3 separate regions of the Mus musculus genome follow, and regions 2 and 3 are each linked to region 1. Evidence: chromatin loops called from intact Hi-C (ENCODE). Cell type or tissue: left cerebral cortex. All regions are shown on one strand.

Region 1 (8,000 bases):
TGTATTTTTATTTATTTTTGGGAGAGGGTCTAAGTTGCTCAGGCACGCTCAACATAGATTTGAATTTTATCTGTGGCCCAGAATAGGCCTTAAAGTTTTGATTCTCCTGCCTCAACTGTCTGAATAGCTGTGATTGTGGGTCTGGTCTGTATTAATGAGGATCTTCTTGTTACTCTGGCTGGCCTGGGCTGATCCTCTTGCCTCAGCCTTCCAGTAACTGTGACTTTAGTTGAAAATGCCCATGACCTGACTGACTTCAGATACTTAAATTATCTCTGGAGTACTTATAGCACTAAATATGACGTTAACGACATAGCTGAAATGTGTAGAGAATGACAAGAAAAATACCTTGCATGTATTTAACACAAATTTTCAGAAGACACTTCATTGGCAGTCAGTTGAATCAAGAACAAATGTGTGCATTAAATGCGATCTGGCTTTTTCTCTTTCACTCTGCTGGATCTGGGGGAACTGAATTTAGGGCTTTCCTCGTGCTAGCCAAGTACTCTACCACCGTGCCAGCTAGTCTCCTTTTGCAGTTCTTGCAGATCGATGGATGAAACACCCTGAAAATAAGGGACTTGACTTCTCCCTTGGAACCCCCTTTGTCCTCTCTCAAAAGTTTGGAACTATTGCTCTAGAAATGCTAGTTTCTCTGAGACCCGTTTCCGGATGGTTAAGGATGGGTCTGACATTCTGGTTCACATTCTCGTTAAAACTCAAGCAGAAGAATTAGACCAACCGGAATCCCTTCTTAAACAACTGAACCGCTTTAGAGTGCTGTAGTCAGCTAAAAGCACACAAAACACGAGTCCTGGTCCAGGACGCATACGGTTCGTCCCGCAGCTGAATCCCTCCGGGGACTTCATCTCCTGTGGGCCCTAGCTGGTCCTGCAGCTTGGGGCAAATTTACAGCTCCCAACGAGGAAATCTGTGGACATCTATCATAAAGCAGCAATTGGGGCAGGTGACCTTTAGAGTCCGTCCCGCAGGGCTCTCCAGCCCCATGTCGGGAAGAGCTACCACAAGCTTCCAAGTCTCCGCAGACTGAGATCCACCCTCCCCAAGGCCCGTCCACGTGAGAATCACGTTGCACCCGCCTCGTGCTCCCCCCAGATCCACGGCCAGTCTCCTCAGCCACCCACCACACCATCGGAGGCCTCCAAAGTCACTGACCACAACGCCTCCCGCTAGTGTCTCGGCAGCGATTGGCGCGCGAACCTCCTCAAACTGGGACGGCGGCCGACACGTGACCAACGTGCTTAACCCGCGTTTGACAGTGGCTTTGGCTCCCGGCCCGCTGCCCGCGCTCCCTGTGCGCACGCGCGAGCTCCAATGGTCCTCCCGGCGACTGTTTCTAGGGCGGGCTTGCGCATGCGCCGCGCGACCCAAGTGGCCCTCAGGAGAAGGGGCCGGCGGCGGAGGCTCCGACGCGCATGCGCAGTAGCTGGATGCGGGCGTCGCTTGCCTCTTCCCCCTCCCCCTCTCTTTTCCCTCCGATTGGTTCGGAGGCGTCCATTCGAGTTACAAGATGGCGGCCCCGGGCGCTCTCTTCACCGTTCTGTAGCAGCTTCGGGCTGAGCGGATGTCTCTTCTTGTCCTCAGTGTCGGACTCAGAGACACACGGCTCCCGAGTTCTGCTGATCACGAAGTTCCCGGAGGCGCTCGACGCACCGGAATCTCCCAGCGGCCGCGACCGCCGCCTCGGCCCTGCTCGCCGCGGCGCCGGGACTCCAGCGTGATCGGCGGCGGCAGTCAAGGTAGGTGAGGGCCGGGCAGGCCAGGAGGGCGGGGCGGCGGCCGCCTTGGCGACGCGGCGGGCTGTTTGTGAAGCCGGACCGGGCCGGGCCTGCCGGGCGAGCCGCCTGGCAGTGGAAGGCTCGGCTGAGCGCGGGCCTCGGCCCCAGCGGAGGTAGGCGGCGGTGGCAGGGCCGCCCTGGCCCAACCCTGGCTGGCCTTCGCCCCTTACATGTCGTCTCCCCGGCTGTTCGGTCCCCCGGTGCCCTCACCGAGTTTCCAGGCCGTTGGTCACCCGGGTTCGTCCAGGGCCACTTTTGAGGTTTGGGCTTTTCCGGGGCGTTATAGTGACCTCGATCGGCTCCTGGTGTTTTCCTGTGAAAGTCATCTCTTGACCGCAGAGTTGTGCGGGTGCGCACACCGCAGGAAGCGGCCCGATCGTGAATAATTCACACACACACACACACACACACACACACACCATCACCATCCCCTGTCAACACACACACACACCCCGTCCCCCGGCAACTTCCTAGCTTCATATCTTAAAAGCATTTCGTGGAGCCATTTTACCCACAAACGCAGACATTTGGCAAAGTCTTCCGGGCAGCTGTTGTAAGTCATTTATTACAGGGATTAAATTTCCCCGGTAACATATTGGTAGAAGCTTATCTAGTACGTACGAGACCCTGGATCCTGTCCCCACCGCTTTAAAAGAAAAATAAAACAGAAAAGCTTTAATAACAACAATAATAGCTGGCAGATAAGTCTCAAGTGCCAGGCCTTGTTCCAGATAATTTGCAGAGTTGTGTTTAACTATGGAATGTGAAATAAGTAGGTATTTGGTGCTTTAAAAAAAAAAGTATGTATCTCCTATGTTGGCCTTGAACTTGTTCTATGGCTTAGACTGGCCTCAAACTGTCATCCTGCTTCAGCCTCCCTCTACCATCACCCGGGTTGGTGAAATGTGTTTTAAAAGTTTAGCCTATAGTAGTAGTTACTTTTCCCTCTACAGCTTTTGAGTTTTGGAGTAAAAATAGGGGTTATTTTTGTTACTATTTTGACAGGACACTTCCTCTGTTTGAGGCACTCTTCTAAGCTATGCCATCTTAGTTTTCATAGCAGTCCCTCTGTCCCACAGATAATCATTCGCCAAACCCGATTGCCCAGGCTCGCTCAGCTTGTCCTGGAAGCTAGCAATAGCATCTTGTATTTTCTCAAATAAGTAATGCCTCGGACCACTGAATCAACAACAGATCTATGAGCCAGGTAGGTTTGGGACATTTTAGAGTCATCAGGAAACAAAACTAGAATTCCTGGCCTCTGACTCATCTGAGTAAAGTGTGAAATGGCAGCGGCAGCATTCGTTTGTTTTAGTCTGTCAGGTACTCTTTAGTTTCAAGTCTGAGCTAGACAGTTTAAATGCGTTTCCCACTATTCCTTTTGTCCACATCTTAAAACAGTAAATCTAGCAGGGTCACTGCTTACCTCTTTTGCCCTCTGGTGGTGATGTTAGGTAATGATTAGAAAAATTTCCCTAGGGATCCAGAGACCTCACCTGTGAACAGTTCTGTAAAGAACGCTATTTCTGATAAGATTAATTTTGCAGCGGTTTGGGAGAGGAGTTAAAAAGAGACGGTTCCCAGTTACTGATATTTATTAAAACTCATGCTGTATATTTTAGAATCTTCATTTTTAAAATCATTCATTCTGTAATCAGAAAACGTGCCTGTAAGAGAAAAATGTAAAAGGTTGGAATGTTTCGAAAGCTGGAGCCCTGCACGTCAGATATTGGAAGGCTTTGGAATTTATGATTTCAAACTTACTCTGTAGTTGCTAATCTGCTGTAGAGCATTAAGCGATGGGTAAGTTTGTATCTAATGACTGTTCCAGGCCTACTCTGGTGGGATGTTGTGCTGAGGGTAAATGAATGGAGAAAGTATCAGGAAGGAGTACCTACTGCCAGCCTGGGCAAGTACCCTCGCTGCTAAAGCTGCTCTGAAGAGATGAAACAGTGCTTAGAACAAAACCCTCCAAGCTCCTGTCTCTCTCTCTGTCTCTCTGTCTCTCTCTCTGTCTCTCTCTCTGTCTCTCTCTCTGTCTCTCTCTCTGTCTCTCTCTCTCTCTCTCTCTCTCTCTGTGTGTGTGTACAGTGCCTGTGCAGGACAGTAGAGGGCACTAGATCCCCTGTAACTCCCAACAGGAATATGAGCTGCCTGACATGGGTGCTGGAACTGACTTGGGTCCTTTGCAAGAGTAATAATGTGTGCTCTTAACTGCTGGGCTATTATCTCCCTAGCCCCTGTTATTGCTATTTCTAAAAGGCAAGGCATTTTTTTTCTGGAAACAGGTTTTCTCTGTGTAGCCCTGGCTGTCCTAGAACTTATTCTGTAGACTAGCCTGGCCTTAAACTCACAGAGATCCACCTACCTCTATCTCCTGAGTCCTGGGGTTAAAGGTGTATGCCACCTTGCCTGGCTCTTGTTACTACCACTACTACTGCTGCTGCTGCTATTATTATTATTATTAATTTGTGCTTGCTCACCCGTGGAAGCCAGAAAAGTTAGTTAGATACCCCAAGAGTTGGAGTTACAGGTACTTGGGAGCTGCTGTTGGGTATTCGGAATCCAACACTAACTTCACGAGAGCAGTGTGCTTTCTCGCCTGTCCGGTCATCTCTCCAGCCTTGATGCTGTATATTTGAAGCAATTTATATTATCAGTTGCAACCACATCCATAGCACCTAAATTTTTAAATTTGTAATGTCTTAGCTTTGCACAATTAATTTGCTTAATTCAGGCAATTAATTGTTAATTGGGAGCCATTTCTATTAATTGTAGCCTTGAGAAAACTACTCATGTTGCAAAAGTATTTCTCAGGCATTATTAAAATCCTTACCCAAGAATAAACTTCTGAATCATCTTTATATTTTAAATATTAAGAGTGCTCATGGCTCTCTTGCTGTCTCTTGCTCTTTCCCTTCCCCCCCTCCCATGTGCTCCTGGCCAGCCTCTCTTCCTCTCTTCCTCTCTCTCTCTCTCTCTCTCTCTCTCTCTCTCTCTCCTTTTCTCTGCCTCTACTACCCTCTCGACTCCCCTCCCCATGTCCTGAATAAACCCTATTCTATACTTAAAAAAAAAAAAAGAATGCTTATGGCAAGGATATTTGCATTGACATAAGGACTTTACGTACAATATACTACTTAAATACTATAGCTCTTGCAAGATCAATAGATGTTTGGCAAGGTAAGTGGAAAAAAATATAGATGTTTGTCTTAATTTTGTGAATGGAGTTGGTTTCCTGTTGAAAGAGAGGGCTGGTGTCCCTCAGGTGTCTTTGCCTGCTCTGTAGCCCTGTGTTGAGGATTTGATGCTGGAGGCCCATGGCCGCGGTGAAGCTCTCACTACAGCGCTTTTTTTCCATCAGCACCAGGGGTATGCTCACCACATTTTATGCTGGACTAGGATTTTTTTAATTACTTGTAATAAAAATTTTTAATTAAAAAAGTAAAATTAACTTCCCCGAACTTCATATTTTCCTGAATTTCTTACTGTGTTTCCTTCCCTTTGAGCCAAACCCTCTAAGTCTCATTTGCTTAAAATCTGTTAATTGCTTTTTCTTATACGTCTCTATTTTGTGGTTTTATTACACAATAAGTGAAAACTGCAACAAAAATGTATTTGTAACAGTTACTCTGGTGTAGAAAAGCAAACATCTTATTTCTGTTTCCTGTCATCTAGGTTCACAAAAATGGCGAAGAGAGTTGCGGAGAAGGAGTTGACTGACAGGAACTGGGATGAGGAAGACGAAGTTGAAGAGGTACAGAGCCGCTCCCTTTGTCTCTTGCTGTCTGTGTCTCAGCTCATGTTACTTTTCTTGGTGAAGACTATGCTAGAACTTAAAAACCTTCAAGAAAACACAGCGGGAGAGGTTTGGTTCCTGGTGAGCTGTGGGTGTTTGCTGTACTGTAGCAATGTGTTCTTTGTGTGTGAGCATGCTGTTCTGTTAGTGTGCGTTTGTCATTAGTCTGTAGAAGCAAGAGTCACCCGCAGCATCCTCTGCTGTGTTTCGAGTGGTCTAGTCATGACTAGGAGGCAGGTTACAGGAGCTCGCCAGCTGCAGTTCTTACCTCGGTCAGCTCCCTACGGTCCCTCACTCCAGTGTTTCTCATACTTCACTGTTAGCTGTTCTGATGCTAAGTCTGTGCCCGGCAATTGCACTGATTTCATAGAATTTACATCAGTGTCATTTTTTACCAGCAAAAAGTAAAGTTGTCTTCTGTGAGGAAACTTTGCATATCTAGGTCTCTTGAACAGGTTGATAGTCCTAGGCCAGTCCACTAGGCAGAGTCATCGCAAAGCTAACTCCAGCTCTGAAGCACACAGGGAAGGGAAGAAGGCGGCAAGGAGTAGTGCTCTGCAGCTGTATTTGCAGGCTGGTGTCTTCCTTTTTGGTACTGATAGATGCTGATATGTTTGGGGACCAAAGCACTGATGTTATTGTTTTTACAGAACCGTTAGCTGACTTGGTCTTTTTTTTTCTTTTCTTTTTTTTTTTTTAAGATTTATTATTATATCTAAGTACACTGTAGCTGTCTTCAGATGCACTAGAAGAGGGTGTCAGATCTCATTACAGATGGTTGTGAGCCACCATGTGGTTGCTGGGATTTGAACTAAGGACCTTCGGAAGAGCAGTCGGTGCTCTTAACCACTGAGCCATCTCTCCAGCCCCTGACTTGGTCTTTTAACTCAATCTTTAGTTACGGATTTTTTTTTATGCCTTGGTCTTAAGCACAGTCCTGGAGTGGAGTAAAATCCAGACTATAGTGGTTTGCTTTGCACTAAAGTGTCCAGGAGAGAAAGAGCTCCGCAGGTTCTACTGAGACAGCTATGGAAATTAGGTACATTAAATGTGCAATATAGCCTGCTGGTCCTTGTTCTGGGGATGAGAATCCTTTTAATGCTAACATGATCGAAAACACCTGTAGATGGGAGCCATTTAGTTTTGTTTTTGAGATGGTCTCACTTTATAATCCAGCTGCCTCAGCTTCCTGTGTAAGGGGCTGTGGTGGGAGCTGGCACACCTGGCTGAATGAGGCTTTTGTACAGTTACTTAGTTCTAGCCCTATAGGTGAGGGAATAGATGAAGTGAAACCGTAAGCCTTCAGCAAACAGTGATTATGATTAGCACACTCAGCACACCGTGGAAGAGCACAGGGTGACAAGGGGCATGTGTGGCCTAGCGATCTGGCCTTTTGGACAGTGGGCAAGGTGAGCAGGTCAGCTTTTCAGAACAGTGAGCGAAGACTGTGGCTCAATGGTAGGACTCATGAATGTACAGGATCCTGTTCTACAAAAGAAAAATCCAGATGCTGTCCATAGCAACTTCATTTTTTGAAAACTGGTAGTAAGACGCTTGGTTTCAGAGACTATGTCTCTAAGATGTTGAGGAAGCCAGCCATGAGTATTTTTGGTACCAAGATTTAGTGGTCTTCATCTTTTCAGAATCACATATTCCTGTCTCTGAGTTGGAACTTGGAGGTTGGATTTGTAGATCCTGAAAAATTTGTGACTTGGCTGACTAGAATTGGAATCTACAGAAACCTGTAGATAATATATGTGAGATGTTTCTGAATGTGTTGAGTCAACTCTTAAGAAGATGAAATGCCAGATAAGTGTTTGTGCTCAGTTTTACTCTCCCTGTGGCCTTACCTTTCTGCTGTCTTCACTTGTCTGTTCTTGCAGATGGGAACATTCTCAGTGGCCAGTGAGGAAGTCATGAAGAACAGAGCCGTAAAGAAGGCAAAGCGCAGAAACGTTGGATTTGAAGTGAGTGCTTCCTGCAGCTTTGATGTCTTCCTAATGTGGTTCCCATTCCCAGAGTATGCATACAGCAAAGCTCTCCTCATGCACGTAGAAGATGGAACGGAAATGAGCATGGGCAGGAGTAGGCCAGATCTGGGGATCTGCAGTGTAACATGGGCTTAAAGCTGTGGGGGGAGATGAGAAGAGCCATGCGATATGCGCTCATGGCGAGGACTGAGAAGCCAAGACAGGCTGTGACAGGAGGGGATCTGGCTGTTCAGTAAGTGACAGCCAGTGACAAAGTACCAGATCTGGCCAGTAGGCTATATGTGGCCCAAGATAGCACAGCCCAGCACAAAATTGTAAACTTATTTAAAACATAAGATGTCATGTATGATGGGGAGACTGACTTAGTTTTGTGGTATTTGGGTGAAGTTTGTGGTTGACAGCACTCAGTGT
Region 2 (8,000 bases), 150 kb after region 1:
TATTAGACATTGAAAGCAGAAGCTGGGTGGTGGTCGACCACAGAGTGCTTTAATTCAGAGTGCTTGGGAGGCAGAGCAAGCAGATCTCTGATCTGAGGCCAGCCTGGCCTACAGAGCGAGACAGTCCAGGACAGCCAGGGCTATGCAGAGAAACGCTGTCTTGAAAAACCAGAAGGAGTGGGGGGGTTGAATTCAATAAGAAACTTACTTTGCCAATGTTAGTATTGTCCAGGGCTGCATCTACTTCATCTAATACAAAGAATGGAGCAGGCCGAAAACTAGAAAAGAATAACATGTACATGAGCAACAACTTCATATTTGTTTTATGAAAGACTTAGAGACAAAGAGCAACAATACTTAGGGTAATCAAGACCTTTTAGAACCTCTGAGAGAAGTCTTGTGCTACCATGCCCAGCTTATGTCCACTTGAGTGACAGCTCTGAGCTCTCTTCTTACATGTCTGCACACTGGATTTCACATGAACATTCATTCAGCCATCATTTCTCCAGCAAACCCCCTCCCCCACTGTTCTCTCCTGTGGGCAGCTAGTGGCAGCAATTAAGGGGTTATTTAGACCAAACCAATGGAGCCATGACTGACTCCTACACATTACATGTCTGTCAGTAACCTCTAGCTCTCACATTGTCCCAAGCCAGCACTATTTTTTCACTTTGCTTGTTAGAACAGCATCCTATGCCTTTAATCCCATCACTTGGGAGGCAGAGGCAGGCGGATTTTCTGAGTTCAAGCCCAGCCTGGTCTACAAAGTGAGCTCCAGGACAGCCAGGGCTACACAGAGAAACCCTGTCTCAAAAAACAAACAAAAACAACAACAACAAAAGAACAGCATCCTAACCCTGCTGCCATCACTGCCACATGAAGTATATTCCATACATGCTAAGCACACTTGGCCTCAGAGCCTTTTACACTTGCTACTCATTGTTTCATCTGGAACAGTCTTGCTTTAGCTATCTATATAACTTATTCCCATAATTCTTAATTAATCTAATCTTTTTATTGTTGGAAAGTACCTCAGGGCCATGCATATCTCCATTCCTTTTTTTTTTTCTTTATGGGATTTGTCATTTACAAATATTCTCTATATTAGGGAAACTGTTTACAAATGTACTTCACAATCTCCTCCAATGAAAAGAAATCTTCCCACAATGGTGTCTTAAATGAGCCTAAGGTCTCATACATGGGAGACATGGACTCTATTGCTGAACTATAGCCCCCAACAAAAATGACGTTTTTGTTTTTTGAGACAGGGTTTCTGTCAGAGCCCTGGCTATCCTGGAACTCACTTTGTTCCAGAGGCCTCAAACTCCCAGAGTCTGCCTCTGCCTCCCAAATGCTGGGATTAAAGGTGCACACCACCACCACTGGCAAAATTAAATATTTTTAGGGAAGACACTTTGTTTGGTCCACAGGAATCTCCAGAGCCTGAAAGTGTGATTATTTAATAGAGTGAAAGGATGGGTTGCTACCTAGTGATAATCTCATTCTGCTTTTATCCTGTGTCTACCTCATCATGGTTTTCTCTGTACCTCTCCTGTGGGAGCCTGTCCCATTTCTTTCTTGAGACCAGAAGTCAAATTCCTATGTTCTGTTCCTGGTGATGGGAAGACACCAGCACCCACACTGCTACTGTCTGCTATGATTGCTGAAATCTGTTGTTCATCTTAATTTTCTTCAACTTTTGTTTCTTGATTCATATTCAAGGGAAACAGTATAGCCATCATCAGTGTAAATGAGGATTTCAAGCCCCCACTTCCTTTTTTCAAAGGAAGAAATACTTTGCTTTCATTATACTGCAGAACTCTGAGTATGGCTTAGGAAAATAATATGTAAAATTTTGTTCATTCTTTGGAAATCTTGATGTCTTATGTCGATTATCCAAGTATCATACTTGTATAAAGCTAGAAAACTACTAGCTATTGCCAGATTTTATCAAAGACTGTACTTGTAGATTATCTAACTTGATATAATATGCTTAAAACAAACCTTAATTTTATGACTGGAAGGATAGCTTTGCTAAATATTATATTAAAAATAATTATAGGCTTTCTGTAAAAAAGACAAACATGGTAACTATGGTAACTTGCTGTGGCCTTACCTGTGTACAGCAAACAGAAGAGCCAGAGCAGCCACACACTTTTCTCCCCCTGACAGGTTGTCCATGGGCATGAACCGTTTGCCTGGAGCCACACAGTTGTAGCTAATTCCATCTAAGTAAGGTTCTTCAGGGTTCTCTGGGCTAAGAAATGCCTAAAACACATTTATTTAGCCATATCAGAAGAGTAACCAATATATGTTAGGTGGCAACATATTTAACTGAAAAAATTCTTTCTCTTGCTTAGGTTTCCTCAGTTTTGATGGGAAAAATACTAATACCTGTAAATCCACTTAGTTGTGCATTACCCATAGACATCAAGGTTATCTGGGTGGAGGGGAAATGAGAATGCTCAACTTACCCACGGTCCATCTCTTTCCACCATAATTCCAGTTGAATCTCATCAGCAGCAGACACCACAGACTTAGGAAAAGTTCCCATCAACTTACTTGTTGGTCCATGTCTCTGACATTTACTGAGTACTTACTATGGGCCACATACTGTAGGTGTTATGTATGAATCCTTTTTTCAATGAGTTAATATGCTTATTTTACTAAAATGTTATATTTTGCTGAAAATCTAAAATTCAGATTCAGGATCATTTCAGTCATAATGTGAGTCCAAGCTGAGCTGGTACACAGATCTTGACCTATATTTTTTCCATATTTAATTCTACAAGTATTTGCTGTGGCTATTGCTAATACAACAGGGGTGGATAAAAAAATGGGCTCAGAGATTCATTCAAATGAATATTATGGGGATTTGATCCCACCTTTACTCTTCCACTCTCCTTTGATATTTTGATCAATACCACAACTATTTCTTACCATACAGACAGTAGTTTCATTAAGTAAATTTAGTACAATAGGATTTCAGCACTTGAAAAAATGTAGACCTCAAATGATCTAACCCCACTCATGTTTCAAGTGGAAGAATAGGCCCAAAGTAGCTCTGACTTGTCTGCCACCAGCATAGTTGAATGGACTCCATAACACATGTCTTGAGATGATCAGTCTTCCTGCACTGGCTTTGCACCTATGTTATTAAGGACTATGCAATGGACATTTATTTCTCACCAGAAAACAAGCACCATTATTGACATCAAGCTCCCTCTAGTGTCAGAGGTTGAGAAACACACCTGGGCACTGTTGTTCCTGCAGAGCTTCTTGTAGATTTGATCAATTGAGACTGAGATGTGTTCAAAACATTGACTGAAAGCATCGTACCTCCGTCTTTTCACCTGTTCAAACTCTTGCCTACATATTCTGGCTTCCTTTCTGCTGGCCTCAAAAACTAAGAAAAAAATAAATGAACTTTATTTTTGAGTTTGGTTGTCTTGAATATATCTGCATTCAAAATACTTTACCTGTTACTAAATTCTGAGAAAACAACTTTTAAGCTTCATGAATCTTTTCTTGACAGAGCTAATATCTAAATAATGTTAGCAAATCCTGACAGTGTATTTAATATACTTAATTATCTGGTATGAAAAAATCTTGATTACGTTTTAACATAGTTAATACTACTTTGTTGTTTTTGTTGAGACAAAGTCTCATGAGGCCAGGCTGGGCTCAAACTCACTATGTGGCTCAACTTCTGATGCTCCTGCCTCTACCTCTAGAGTTCTGGTATCATAGAGGTACAAAAACCCAGTTTATATGGATTTGGAAATGGAACCCATGGCTTCATGTATTAGGTAAGTATCTGTCCAACAGAGCTACATTCTCAACCCCCAATAAACCTATTTTTAAGTAAAGTAGAACATCCTTCATGAAGGAAGGCATTTGTGCTTCAGTAGTAAAAGGCACACATTACCATATGGCAACAGAGAAAATGCATGCTAATAAAAGAAAGGTACAATACAAGGGGGTTGTTGGTACATACAGAAATAAAAACACAGATGAATATCTTCTTTCTAACAACAATAAACTCAATTTTACCATCTGCAGATTCTTGAAACTTGTCTCTGACAGTCTTTAAGTTCTCCTGTGCTCGCAAGTTTGGAGCTGTAGTCTTCAGTAGAGTGTTTTCTTGGGATGCTACTTGCTGTAGAAGGAGTGTAAGGTGGGCCTCCACCTCCTTATCTGATTGTAGAGCCTATCATTAGCAAAGAAGAACACTGATTGGCATGCCTTTAAAACTCAAAGGTAAGATCTAAGTACAAGACTTACCATTCTTTGTGTGTATGAGCATATCTCCCATAGCATGTGTGTGGAGGTAAGAGGACAACTTTTGGGACTGATTCTCTTCTTCTGTTATGTATGACCCAGGAATTGAATTCGGGTTGGTGGCAAGTGGCTTTATTTGCTGAACCACCTTGTTGGCCAAAGACTACTATCATCTATTCTTCGATAGCCCCGGGATTGGAGTGGTGTTGGTTAGTTGGTTTCTTGAGACAGGGTCTTGCATTTTAGCCTTGGTTGGTCTGGTATTCAGTATGTAGCCTAGATACAGGCATCACATTTGTAGCAATCTTCCTTCCTCAAATTCCCAAATGCTGAGATTACAGGTTTGTGCTACCACACCTGGCAAGGACACTACTATCTGACTCTACTTTACCCTCTGCATCTCCTTGCTCCCCTTTGGAAGCCATTGTTTGGTACTGTAGTCAAACAGGCACTCTGTAATTTCCCTACCCAGCTGTGTCTTTCATGGCTTTAATACTGTATCATGCTGCTCTGGAACATTCTTTACTTCTTTAGATTATGATCATGCTCAAAATGTGAAGATCTATTTATCATGTTTCTTTGTTCATTAAAGATATTAACTATGATGAACTGGTTAGACACTGAACCATCAATCAGGAAAACTAGTATTTGTCTTTAAAAAAACCTCAGAGGCGCTGGCTAGATCGATGGCTCAGTGGCTGCTCTTCAGAGGACCTGAGTCTGATTTCTAGAATCCACAAGGCGGCTCATAACCATCTCTAACTCTGGCTCCAGGGGAAATGATGCCTACTCTGGCTTCTGAGGACATCAAGCATGCGTGTAACATATGAGTACACATGTAGGCAAAACATTAAAAATAATAAAAAAGCACTCACAGAGAAGTCAGAAATACAAGCTGACATTTACATTGGGAGGAGAACGCTTCCTCCCAGGATGAGCATAGGTACCATGGGGCACAGAGATGGAATACAAATGACCTGGAGGTGTAATGCATAACTCAGTAGTCAGTGAATAAGGAGGGGAAGGTGTAGCCACACAACCTTCTTGACTCCTAGAAGGGGTTAATTAATACACAACAAAGGCAATGTTTAACTCACTGGAAAAAACTTTGAAAACTGCATAAGGTGCATATTTGGGTGACTTTTAAAAAATAACAGAGAAAGTAACCAAGGAGCTAAAAGGATCTGCAACCCTACAGGTGGAACAACAATATGAACTAACGAGTACCCCCTGGAGCTCATGTCTCTAGCTGCATATGAATCAGAAGATGGCCTAGTTGGACATCAGTGGAAAGAGAGGCCCATTGGTCGTGCAAACTTTATATGCCTCAGAACAGGGGAACGCCAGGGCCAAGAAGTGGGAGTGGGTGGGTGGGGGAGGAGGGCGGGGGGACTTTTGGGATAGCATTGGAAATGTAAATGAAATAAATACCTAATTAAAAAAATAACAGAGTAAATTTTAAGTGATCAAATATGATAGTTTCTTGCCAAACACTATATTTCCCAGCTTCCCTTGTATAAAGCAAGCAAAGCAAAAAAGTTTAAAGTAAACTTAAAGTTTGCTTAATGTAAAGTAATATTCAAAATCAGGTATATAAAAATTGGTCATGAAAATTTGCATGGTTGAATAAAATGGGTTAAATTTACAATATACTCCCATGGCAGGAAGTCCCCAGACTTAAGTTGTCCCCTTATTTGGAGCACAAGTTCCCCTCGATGGAGCACCATCCCACCAGAGTAAAATGCTTGTTAGTCTCCTTACAGGACAAGGATGCATGGGAATTAAAACCTGCTAGAGATCTGCTGCTTCTGCCTCTGGCTGTATAGGCCTGACCAGCTCTGGTCATGTAAGTCTGATCCAAAACAAAACAAAACACCCTCCTTATCTAAAAATTACTCCTCATTCTCAAATGACAGGGAGATGGGTATTCTTGCCCAGTGAAGGATCTCAGCCTGCACCCACGTCCTAAATATCTCAAACTGGAGAAGGGCAAATAACAATTACTCTATTCTCAACGTATTTCAAACTGTCATTTGAGGACGCTGTGAACAGGGAAACTTTGTACCTAAGCCTACCACCTGACTGGTATGGGGCCTGCATGCTAGTTCAGTTAGCCACACCCTTAACCTTGACATTTGATTCTTCCTATTTTCAAAATCTAATTTCAGGGTTCACGCCCTGATTAAAGGAGGCTGCCAGATATTCTGTCCTTAAACTCACAGATTTGAAAAGGTATTCAGAATATCCAAGCCGTATCTTTGGCAGTTGGTTTTTGTATTTGTAGAGTCAACAAGTGATTCTATTAATATCTGTTAACCCATAAGCCCTCAGAGTCATCTGGAGATGACTTAGATAAAGGAGAGTCTCAGCAACTTGGATTCACCTGTGGTCCTTTCAGACCATAACCAGGCTTCACCCAGATGAGGAAGCTTCAGGCCCAGTGGCTACACTCTTACCTTGAAGCTCGACAAAGAGTATACAGACTTTAGCAGTGATGCTTGTGGATATTCTCTTAGAAATTCCAAAAGCTCATTTAATTTATTTTGCTTTATAACAATCTATTTTTAAGTAGAATGATGTTAAGAACTATGCTTATTACTGCTGTCACTATGTGGTGACCTACAGATTTGTCCACCAACAAAAGGAGTAAAGAATTGGCCTTCTTTGTTAGTTCCGTCCATGTTACATGTAAATTATTTATTACAGATTTGACATGACTGACTGCTTTCACTTTTTCCATCTGTTGGTTGACTGTGTGGAATGAAAATGTTATAAAATTTTTACAATGTTCTGTTATAGGGTTAATTTTAGAAAACTTTAAAATGAATCATTTATTCTTGACCAGGCAAGTCACTCTCTCTGGGAATATACCTTTTATATTAAACTTAAAAATTTTGGTAGAATGCAATATAGAATTAAAATGTCTTTTTATATAGTTGGTCAATATAAAATACATTTATTAAATAATCCTGGAATATATATATGGAATATATAATAATTTGATGTTTACAAAAATATATTGTCAGGCTGGAGACATGGTTCATCGGTTAAGAGCATTGACTGCTTTTCCGAAGGTCCTGAGTTCAATTTCCACAATCACATGGTGGCTCACAACCATCAGTACAGCTACAGTGTACTCATATGAATAAAATAAATAAATAAATCTTTAAAAAATATATTGTCATGTTTTTAATACTAGATATGGGCATTTAAGGTAATAGTCCCAATTTTACTTTATCTAATTGTTTCTAACCAGATATTTTGTTTAACTTGAGATACTGTTTTTATCATTAAATAATAGCTGCTCTTGTTAATATTTAAAACAAATATACAACGTTCATTATATATAAAAGCAAGAAATATCAGACACTTTCTGTTCAAATTAATTCCTTGGCTTGCTAACTTTAATTGGCTTCTTTTACAAAGTTTCCAGCTGGTTGGTTCCTTATGCAGAAATCTGATGTAAACCAACAGCTAATTACAGTTACCTATCCTTCTAACAACTCTGGAAATGGTCCAACCAGTTGTACAATTCCATTTAACCATATTGACTCACGTTAGTGTTGATGTAAAATTTCCTCATTAACTTTGTCTATTAATGTTCTCCACAAAGTGGTAGTTATTATCTCCTTTGTTCTAGATCTTTGTCAACAGTTAAATTTTACCATGGCCCCTTAATTGGCTTTTGCTCACCTCATCACTTTTCTAAACCCTCAAAA
Region 3 (8,000 bases), 130 kb before region 1:
GGCTGCTCTTGGCTTGCATGCTTGTCTAAGGCTCAAGGGTCACAGGGTTTTGGGCTGAGTGGCTAAGGAGATTCCTTGGCTCTGGCTGCAGATACAGAGCTCACTGAGTAGGTTCTATGCACAGGGTACTGGAGACCATTTTCTTTTCTTTTTTCCTTCCTTCCTTCCTTCCTTCCTTCCTTCCTTCCTTCCTTCCTTCCTTTCTCTTCTTTTTTATTTTTAAAGATTTTATTTCTTTATTTTATATATATGAGTACACTATAGCTGTCTTCAGACACACCAGAAGAGGGCATCAGATCCCATTTCAGATGGTTGTGAGCCACCATGTGGTTACTGGGAATTGAACTCGGTTTCTCTGAAAGAGCAGTCAGTGCTCTTAACCTCTGAGCCACCTCTCCAGCCCTGGAGACAGTTTCTTAATATAACCACAGGACTGAAGCCCTGGTGACAGAATACATGTTCTTGGTTGGAGGCTAAAGACAATGTGAAGTTCTTCCTTCATTTATTTATAAGTCAGAGTTGCATGTAGCCCAGGCTAGCCTTGAACTCTCTGTGTAACCAAGGATGACCCTGAACAACTGATTCTCCCACCTCCCAAATGCTGGGCTTACAGGCATATGCCATTATGCATGGTTTATGTAGTGCTCGGGCTTGAACTCAGGACTTCCTGGATACCAGGCAAGCACTCCACCAACTGAGCTACACCCTCTGCCATTGATAGTCATGTGAAAGGTTCCTGTGCATAGGGTCAGGGATTGATCACTAGACCCAGGAGAAGAGAACAGGATGTGTGCAAATATGTGCATCTTCTAGGAACAGGGAGGGCTAGACAGAGCAAGGGGCAGACGGTGGACAGAGCTTAGAGAGCCACTTTACTCCCTGAACAGGGCACTGCAGAACTGGAGTTCTGAACATTGCTCCTTGTCAGAGTGCTCTTTCCTGCTAAATTCAAGTTCATTAGACAATGATTTAGGACCCACATCCTAGAGAAGGGAAATAGGCCTGGAGAGACAACTCAGCAGTTAGGAGGACTTGCCAGTCTTCCAGAGGACCCAGGATTGGGTCTCTGCTTGCTGCCCTCCAGCTGCCCCCAGGGGCTGAGAGAGCACAGGCCTGAGATGTTACAGTCTGTCAGAGCTGAGAAACACCACACAAGCCTTCCAGGTGATGGGCAAGCCACAGTGGGCTCTGAGAAGTATCCGTGGGCAGCCTGGGTTCCTGAGCCTTCACAATATTCTTATGAGAAACCCAGTTCTACCTGTGGCCAGCAGGTGTGTTTGATACTCACAGCGGCCTCAGAAAGGACTCCAACAGCTTATGGCTTGGGACAGGGTCTCACTATATAACCCAGGCTCACCTGGAACTCAAACTCCTGTCTCAGTTCCCTGACTACTGTGTTACAGGTATGTACACTCAGTGAGAGTTCACCATCTTGTTTCAATGGCATCCCCTGGCTAGAAAGGACGGGCAAGAAGGCAGGAAGAGAGAGTTGGGGGTGGGATAGGGTGCAGTGTCCAGGGACTCTTCTGGGTCCATCAATTATTCATCATAAAAGGGGGGAGGGGCTCATGAGGCTGTGCACTGCTCCTCCCAACCCATGTTGTGGCCGCCAAGAGTCCCACCTCGGTCTCCAAGAAGCCGCTATAGGCAGGGTTGGCTGTGCTCCTCCGCTTCCGCTCCTGCCGCTTGCTCTGGATCTCTGGAAAGACAGACACAGCAGTCACAGGCTCCTTGCCCAGCAGGTCAGAGCCTCTAGGAACTGCTTATAGCATGGTTCTGGTGGCTTTAGGATGAGTGTCAGGACAGGGATGAGGAGACAGGGACACACTCCTCAGCACAAGGCCCTGTGATATGACCTCCATAGGATGGATCATATATTTGAATGCTTGGTCACCAGGAAGCAGAACTATTAGAAAGGATTAGAAGGATTAGGGGGGTGTGGCCTTGTTGGAGGAAGCATGTCACCCTGAGTGCGTTTGAGGTTTTAAAAGCCCATGCCAGGCCTGGCTCTTTTTCTCTCTGCTTGCAGATCAGGATGTAGCTCTCAGCTACTTCTCTAGCACCATGTCTGCCTGCCGCCATGCTCCCTACCATGATGATAACAGACTGATCTCTCTGAAACCGTGAGCCAGCCCCAATAAAAAGGGTTGCCTTGGTCACGATGTCTCTTCATTGCAGTGGTAGAATGACTCAGACAAGCCTCACTCTATGTCTCAGGTCCCCGGGGTGGCGGCAGGCTAGTGAGGTGTTGGTTCTGCTGAGTCAGGCATTGCTTTGTGCTGAGCCTGTGCACACCATCCCACCTCCTTCCCCTCTCCTCTTTTTTGCCCATTGCAACTCGTTCTGACTCGCCCATGGAGGTGGCTGGGGAGCCCATTCCTTACTTCTGTCAGCTTCCTTCTGACCATTGCCAGGGTCACTCTGTGTTCTTCCCGTGTGGTACCACGGGGTCCAAATAAGTACTGTGGGATCCCAGATCATGGAGAGAGGTTTTCAAAGCAAGGGCCAACTGCATATTAGGAAAATCACTATTCCCTTACTCTCCCAACAACCCAACAAGCATAAGAATATGGCTTCCCTTACAGCAGAGATGAGAAAATGCACTGAGTGGACCAAACACCAAGGAAGTAAAGAAACATCAGCTCTCATGGATTAGTGAATGGCAAGATTAAACAATGACCTCTGCTACCTTACTGTGCGGCCTCTAGGATGGGGACAGGTCCCTCTACAGGAACGTGACAGTGCAATGTACAGTCGTGGGATCAGAAAACAGAACATTTCTCTGCCTTGTCTTGAATGACTGTGCCCCTATTACCTGGGGCTTGGTTCCTAGGAACCTCACATCTGGATAGGGCACAACCATGACCCGAGGCACCCCAAAGACTGCTGCTTCTGTTTGGGGCCCCACAAAGCCCTACCCACCAAACTCTCCCCATCCTTACCTTCTAGGTGTTCCGTTGTGACCAGGCCTAGAGCTACCATGAAGGCGATTTTCTGAGAAGAAAAGAGATAGGCTAAGTTAACACAGCTGTTGACCCTCATCCTGGTCAGCCATGAACTAGTCTGAGCCGGAGGCTTATACCCTGGGAGTGCCCAATCATGAAGCCACTGCTCCAGACACTCATGTTGTCCCTGGGAATCCTGGAGAACTCCAATACCCAGAGACTGTCCAAGGTCAATATAGGGGGCTCCTGGGAGTAATGAGGGGCCTGGGATGGGACTGGACAAACACAATCCTCGAATATACTTTAAAAAACCAACAGCATGAAGCTGGCAAGACGGCAGGAATGGAAGCGGAGGAGCACAGCCAACCCTGCCTATAGTGGCTTCTTAGAGACAGAGGTTGGACTCTTGGCGGCCACCATATGGGTTGGGAGGAGCAGTGCACAGCCTCATGAGCCCCTCCCCCTTCTATGATGAGGAATGAGCTAGGTGAGCTCAGCCTTCAGGAGGCTCTGGCCTCAAGCACAGGACACACAGATAGACAGCTGGGTACCACTTGCTGAACTGTTCTGACCTTGGAGTGGGCTCTGCAGTGTGTGTGTTCAGCACACAGACGCTTGAGTAAACAAGACAGGAAGGAGGAGCAACAGCAACATAGAAAATGGAGCCTGGCAAGGTGCACACTATCCTGGCCCTAATGGAAGCCAGAATCCGTGCTGAGTCCATTATGCAAAACAGCAGCATCCATATAAATCCTATACACGCCCTCTTGACTTCTTTAAACCACCTTTTTTTTTTTTTTTTTTTTTTTTTTTTTTGAGAGAGGGTTTCTCTGTGTAGCCCTGGCTGTCCTGGAACTCACTCTGTAGACCAGGCTGGCCTTGAACTCAGAGATCCGTCTGCCTCTGCCTCCCAAGTGCTGGGATTAAAGGCATGCGCCAAACCACCTCTATGTGGCTTATACTCCCTAATGTGGCAGAAACCACGTATAAATCACTGTTTTACGGTGTTGTTGACTAGGGAATGATGACAGGAGTAATGTCTGTGTACATTCAGTCCAAATGTAACCACTGTGGCCTGGCTATCCAATGCAGAAGGAGTCACAGGAAGTGCCCGAGGGAGACTGAGGATCTCTGATAAAGCCAGCACCACAGCAGGACACGGCCACACTTCAATGACAGGGTCATGCTGTGCTTGGCATGCAGCAACTCCAAGCACTGCCTTTCGAGCTCTCTAGACTCTTTTCTCCCTCCGTCTCTCTTTTAATATTTTTGACTGGAGGTTGGCTGGGTCCGTGGACAATAACCCGAGGATACAGAGGGCTGAAAACAGTTGCCATGTTGGGTGTCAAACTGAGCTGGGAGCCATGGTAAGGAAGACCAGAAACACAGGCCCCACCCAGCTCTATTAGCTTTCTGGAATGTCTTGGAAGTGTAAGGACTTTGATGAGGGACATGAACCAGGCTTAGAGCTTCATGGGAGTCAAGTAATGGGGACTTCATACACCTGTAACCTTTTTTTACAGAAAGTTTGGGACCTGTGAGGAAGTCAGAGGCAGCCCCAGGAACAGTGGCGGCCTCTGCCACAGTGTTCTGACTCCGGCACAGTGGCCACCCTCTGCAATAGCATCCTGGGAAGCTCGGCGGCAGCCCACTCTGCCCCAACTCAGATGCCAACAGTGGAGGTGGCACCTTCAGTTCCCAGCTCTGCCACCAGGGCATGCTCTGGCTCTGGTGGAGATAATTACCAACCCATGTACACGCAGCAAGTTCCCTGCAGTTCTGGGCACACAGGTTGCTTGCTGTTAAGACACATCTAACCATGCAGGGCACCTCCTGCAGTAAGCACAGGCTGGGTACCCACCATCCTGTGCCCACATCCCTCACAACTGCCACTGGACACCCCCCCCCCCAAGTGTCCAGGTATCGTTCTGAGTTGCTGGCCTCCTGAAGTCACTGCTGATACATCTCCTGGGCTGTTCCAATACTCTTCTGGCATGCTAGTCAGATCTGCAGGCCTTATCACAGGCTGTTAATGTTCCTTCAAAAACACGGATGTCCGTGCCTAGCTTCGTACCACAGGCCTGTGATCCCGCTGCTGGGGAGGGTGGGGCAGAAATAAAGCCAACCAAAAGCCTGCCTGGGCTACAGAGAGAGTTCAAGGCCAGTCTTGACAATTTAGTGAGATCCAGTGTCCAGAGTTAAAGAAGGCTTGGGCCGTGTAACAGCTCAGAGGTGGAGTATGATTTTTTTATCCCGAGTACCATACAAAAACTAGAGCCCATGTCCTGCAATGGCCTGGGGTCCCACTTGGGCCACAGAAGTACCTGGGGGCCCCAGCTAAGTGTCCTGGGATTGGCACACAGCCTCTTGCCGCAGGCTCCTTCTGCTGCAGGGTTATGCTGCCCAGCTCTCAAACTTCAACAAGGGTTTCTACACCAGGATGTGTTTTGACTGCTCTGTTTAAGCCATTACGAGTATTTACACTAATTACGCAGTTAGATATAATTATACTAATTGTAAAAATGCACAATAATTGACTAAGATGCACTCTGAGAGAACAAGGCGATGTCACTCGGAGAAACTTCCTGAATGTGGAGAATACAAAACACCTCAAAGCAGGATACACAGGTGCAGCAGAGTACTGCAGGCAGCAAGCCAGCCAGAGCCCTACCATGCAAACATGTGGACTTCAGACATTGCTTCTGGCTGAAACCAATGGGATGCAGAGGCTGGGGTCACAGAGATGTGGCTCACACAGCAGCTTCATGTTCCAGGCAACCCAGTGCTGGTGTTTGTTTATTTCTTTACGTGGGGGTGTGGTGGGCAGGGTCTCATGTAACCCAGGCTAGAACCCAATCCTCTATGTAGCTAAGGATAACCTTGAATGAATGAATCCTCCTGCCTCCAACCCCTGTGCTAGCGTTAGAGGTAGGCACCATCACACCAAGTTTATACAGTGCTGTGGATTTGGGGCAACCCCACGGCTTTATGCATGCTAGGCAAACCCTCTACCAACTTCGCTACCTCTTTGGCTCCCCCACCCTCCAAGGCCTACGGCACCCATGCATGAGCACTAACCAAATCACTCTCTTGCCCAGATATTCCATGGCTTTCATTATCTAAGGAGTAAATCCCCGTCCTGGACGCCTGCTTTTAAGTCTTCTGCCATCTATCTGTTTAGAGCTAACCCTCTACTCTTAATTTGCGTGCTGTCCAGAGCCCAGCTGACCTCTCTGGGTGTTCCCAGTCCTTTCCCACTTTGTGCCATTGCGCACACAGTACCTTCAACCTGCCCTGTCCATCCCCCTGCCTCTAGTCTTCTGCATTCTTTTGACCTCCATTCATTATACCCCTCGTATGCAAAGCCCTACAGCGACACACATGCACCACCCCGCCCATGGATACGCATGCACATCGCCTGTTCACCCCGCAAGGAATCCCCCTCCCTGTCTTTTCTCCTGTAGCTCCCAGCTCACTGGAAGTCACCGGTCTGGCAGCCTCGGTAGCCTCATTAGTCTCTGTCCTCAGAAGGGAGCTTCCCAGGGCAAAGACCATATCTGCCCATCCTAAGTCCCCTGCTCATGGCACTGAGAACAGTTGAGGAGCAGGCAAGTGTGAGCCACAGAAAGCAAGCGGTATCTTTGGGGCTACAGGTCATTGCCATCGCCAGGAGGGATGGGAGCCTAGGGGCTTAGGGAAGGCTTTGCTGGTGTGTGAGCGGCTGGAACAGGGCATGTGGTAGGAACCATCCATGCTGACTGGGCTCCTGTAGGATGGATGAGGGCTCACCAGGGACATTAGAGTCTGAGTGAGGAGAGCCATATGGAGATGCATCCTCAGCAGAGCAGGGATGCTCTGAGCAAGGTGGGGCTGCGAGTAGAGCACAGGTCAGATACCCGGTGAAGCCAGGTCCTGTAAGAGGAGCCTTAGTCAGCTGCTGTCCCATCCCATGACTGTAGGTGATTGAAACACACTAGAATAGACTCATTTACCCCTCTTCCTTTAGAGTAATGTTTCTCAACCTATGGGTTCTGAGTCCTTTGGGGGGGGGGGCGACTGAACAACCCTTTTACAGGGATCGCTTAAGACTGTCAGAAAACACAAATAACGCCATTATGATTCATAACAGTGGCAAGATTAGAGTTATGAAGCAGCAGTGGAAATAGTTTTATGGTTGGGGGTTACCACAACATGAGGAACTAGATTAATGGGCCACAGCATTGGGAGAACCACTGCTCTAGGGAGTGGAAGGAGGTGTCATGTGCAAGTTCTAGGAAGTTCTTAGGGCATCTAAACTCTACAGTGCTATTAGTCTTGCTCTGTACCCCTCAAGTTTCCAGGACTGGACACAGACAGGAAGGAGAGACAGGGGCTACATGCTGCCAAAGATAGGGGAGCATCTCTTTCTGGGTTTAGTCCTGAGAGGGACAAGGCCGACAGGTCCCTGGAACAACTGGACAATGCCCCTGATCTACTGGTTTGTCCACAACTCAGAATCCTCTATTAACCCAGAGGAACAAGGCCCTCCCCCTCCTGTCTGTAGACGAATCACCACACATGGCACACATTGCTGACAGTCAGCTAGGCAGCCAGGCACTGGAATCCACGCTGACCATGGCCCTACCCTGCCTGCACAGCCTGGAGAATGAAGAGTGCAGATTCAGAACCCTGGGCAAGCCCTGCTCTGGCAGCTCCCACCGGGCGGTGCCACATCCAGGCAAGATCTGCCCAAGGAGGCCATCCCAGCCCTGCACAGAGCCTTGTCTTAAAGCTCAGAAGGGTCTGGACCCTCCAGCAGGTCACACTACCTCAGGATTCTCCTTGCTGGGGGGCTGATCTTCCTTGGTGGCCTGAGCTCCCTGAGATGGCTCCTCCGTGGGTGGCTCGGGCTCTGCTGAACTCTCTGGCTGTGTCTTCACTTGTGGCTGAATGATGATAACCTGGAAGACACAGGGAAGATGAGAGAACCAGGGAGGGAGGGGCAGGGAGTAGCTAGGAGTTAGGTAGGTCCTGAAAGGGGTGTCACAGAGGAACCAGGTAACTGTGTCCAGGGCT

What was found. Peaks named below come from ENCODE experiments on the same cell type or tissue, not always from the same donor. Only the 100,000 strongest peaks of a DNase experiment are listed, where the experiment ranks them.
Region 2: a loop joins it to region 1, with 3 times the contacts of the local background. A loop is called at or near these places in 7 of 42 quality-filtered maps.
Region 3: a loop joins it to region 1, with 4 times the contacts of the local background. A loop is called at or near these places in 2 of 42 quality-filtered maps.

Annotation. Positions count from the first base shown.
Region 1 is chr15:84,921,891-84,929,890 of GRCm38, forward strand. It overlaps Nup50 (nucleoporin 50), which reads left to right and starts at 1,538. Exons shown (of 8, transcript NM_016714.2): 1 at 1,538-1,760; 2 at 5,478-5,556; 3 at 7,482-7,565. The coding sequence starts at 5,488. In left cerebral cortex, CTCF peaks have their summits at 866, 3,247 (motif pointing left) and 3,923 (motif pointing right); DNase peaks (open chromatin) are centred at 1,332, 2,055, 3,231 and 3,923; H3K4me3 peaks cover 2,996 bases; H3K27ac peaks cover 1,569 bases.
Region 2 is chr15:85,067,529-85,075,528 of GRCm38, forward strand. Smc1b (structural maintenance of chromosomes 1B) reads right to left here. Exons shown (of 25, transcript NM_080470.1): 20 at 4,054-4,210; 21 at 3,252-3,406; 22 at 2,117-2,268; 23 at 209-278. It also overlaps a transcript of Fam118a not described here. Among named protein-coding and RNA genes, the nearest start is that of Fam118a, 34 kb to the left of the region's middle. In left cerebral cortex, a CTCF peak has its summit at 3,240 (motif pointing left); a DNase peak (open chromatin) is centred at 3,235.
Region 3 is chr15:84,795,701-84,803,700 of GRCm38, forward strand. Phf21b (PHD finger protein 21B) reads right to left here. Exons shown (of 13, transcript NM_001081166.2): 5 at 7,754-7,885; 6 at 2,943-2,994; 7 at 1,623-1,699. Among named protein-coding and RNA genes, the nearest start is that of Gm52202, 8.6 kb to the left of the region's middle. In left cerebral cortex, a CTCF peak has its summit at 4,653; a DNase peak (open chromatin) is centred at 4,652.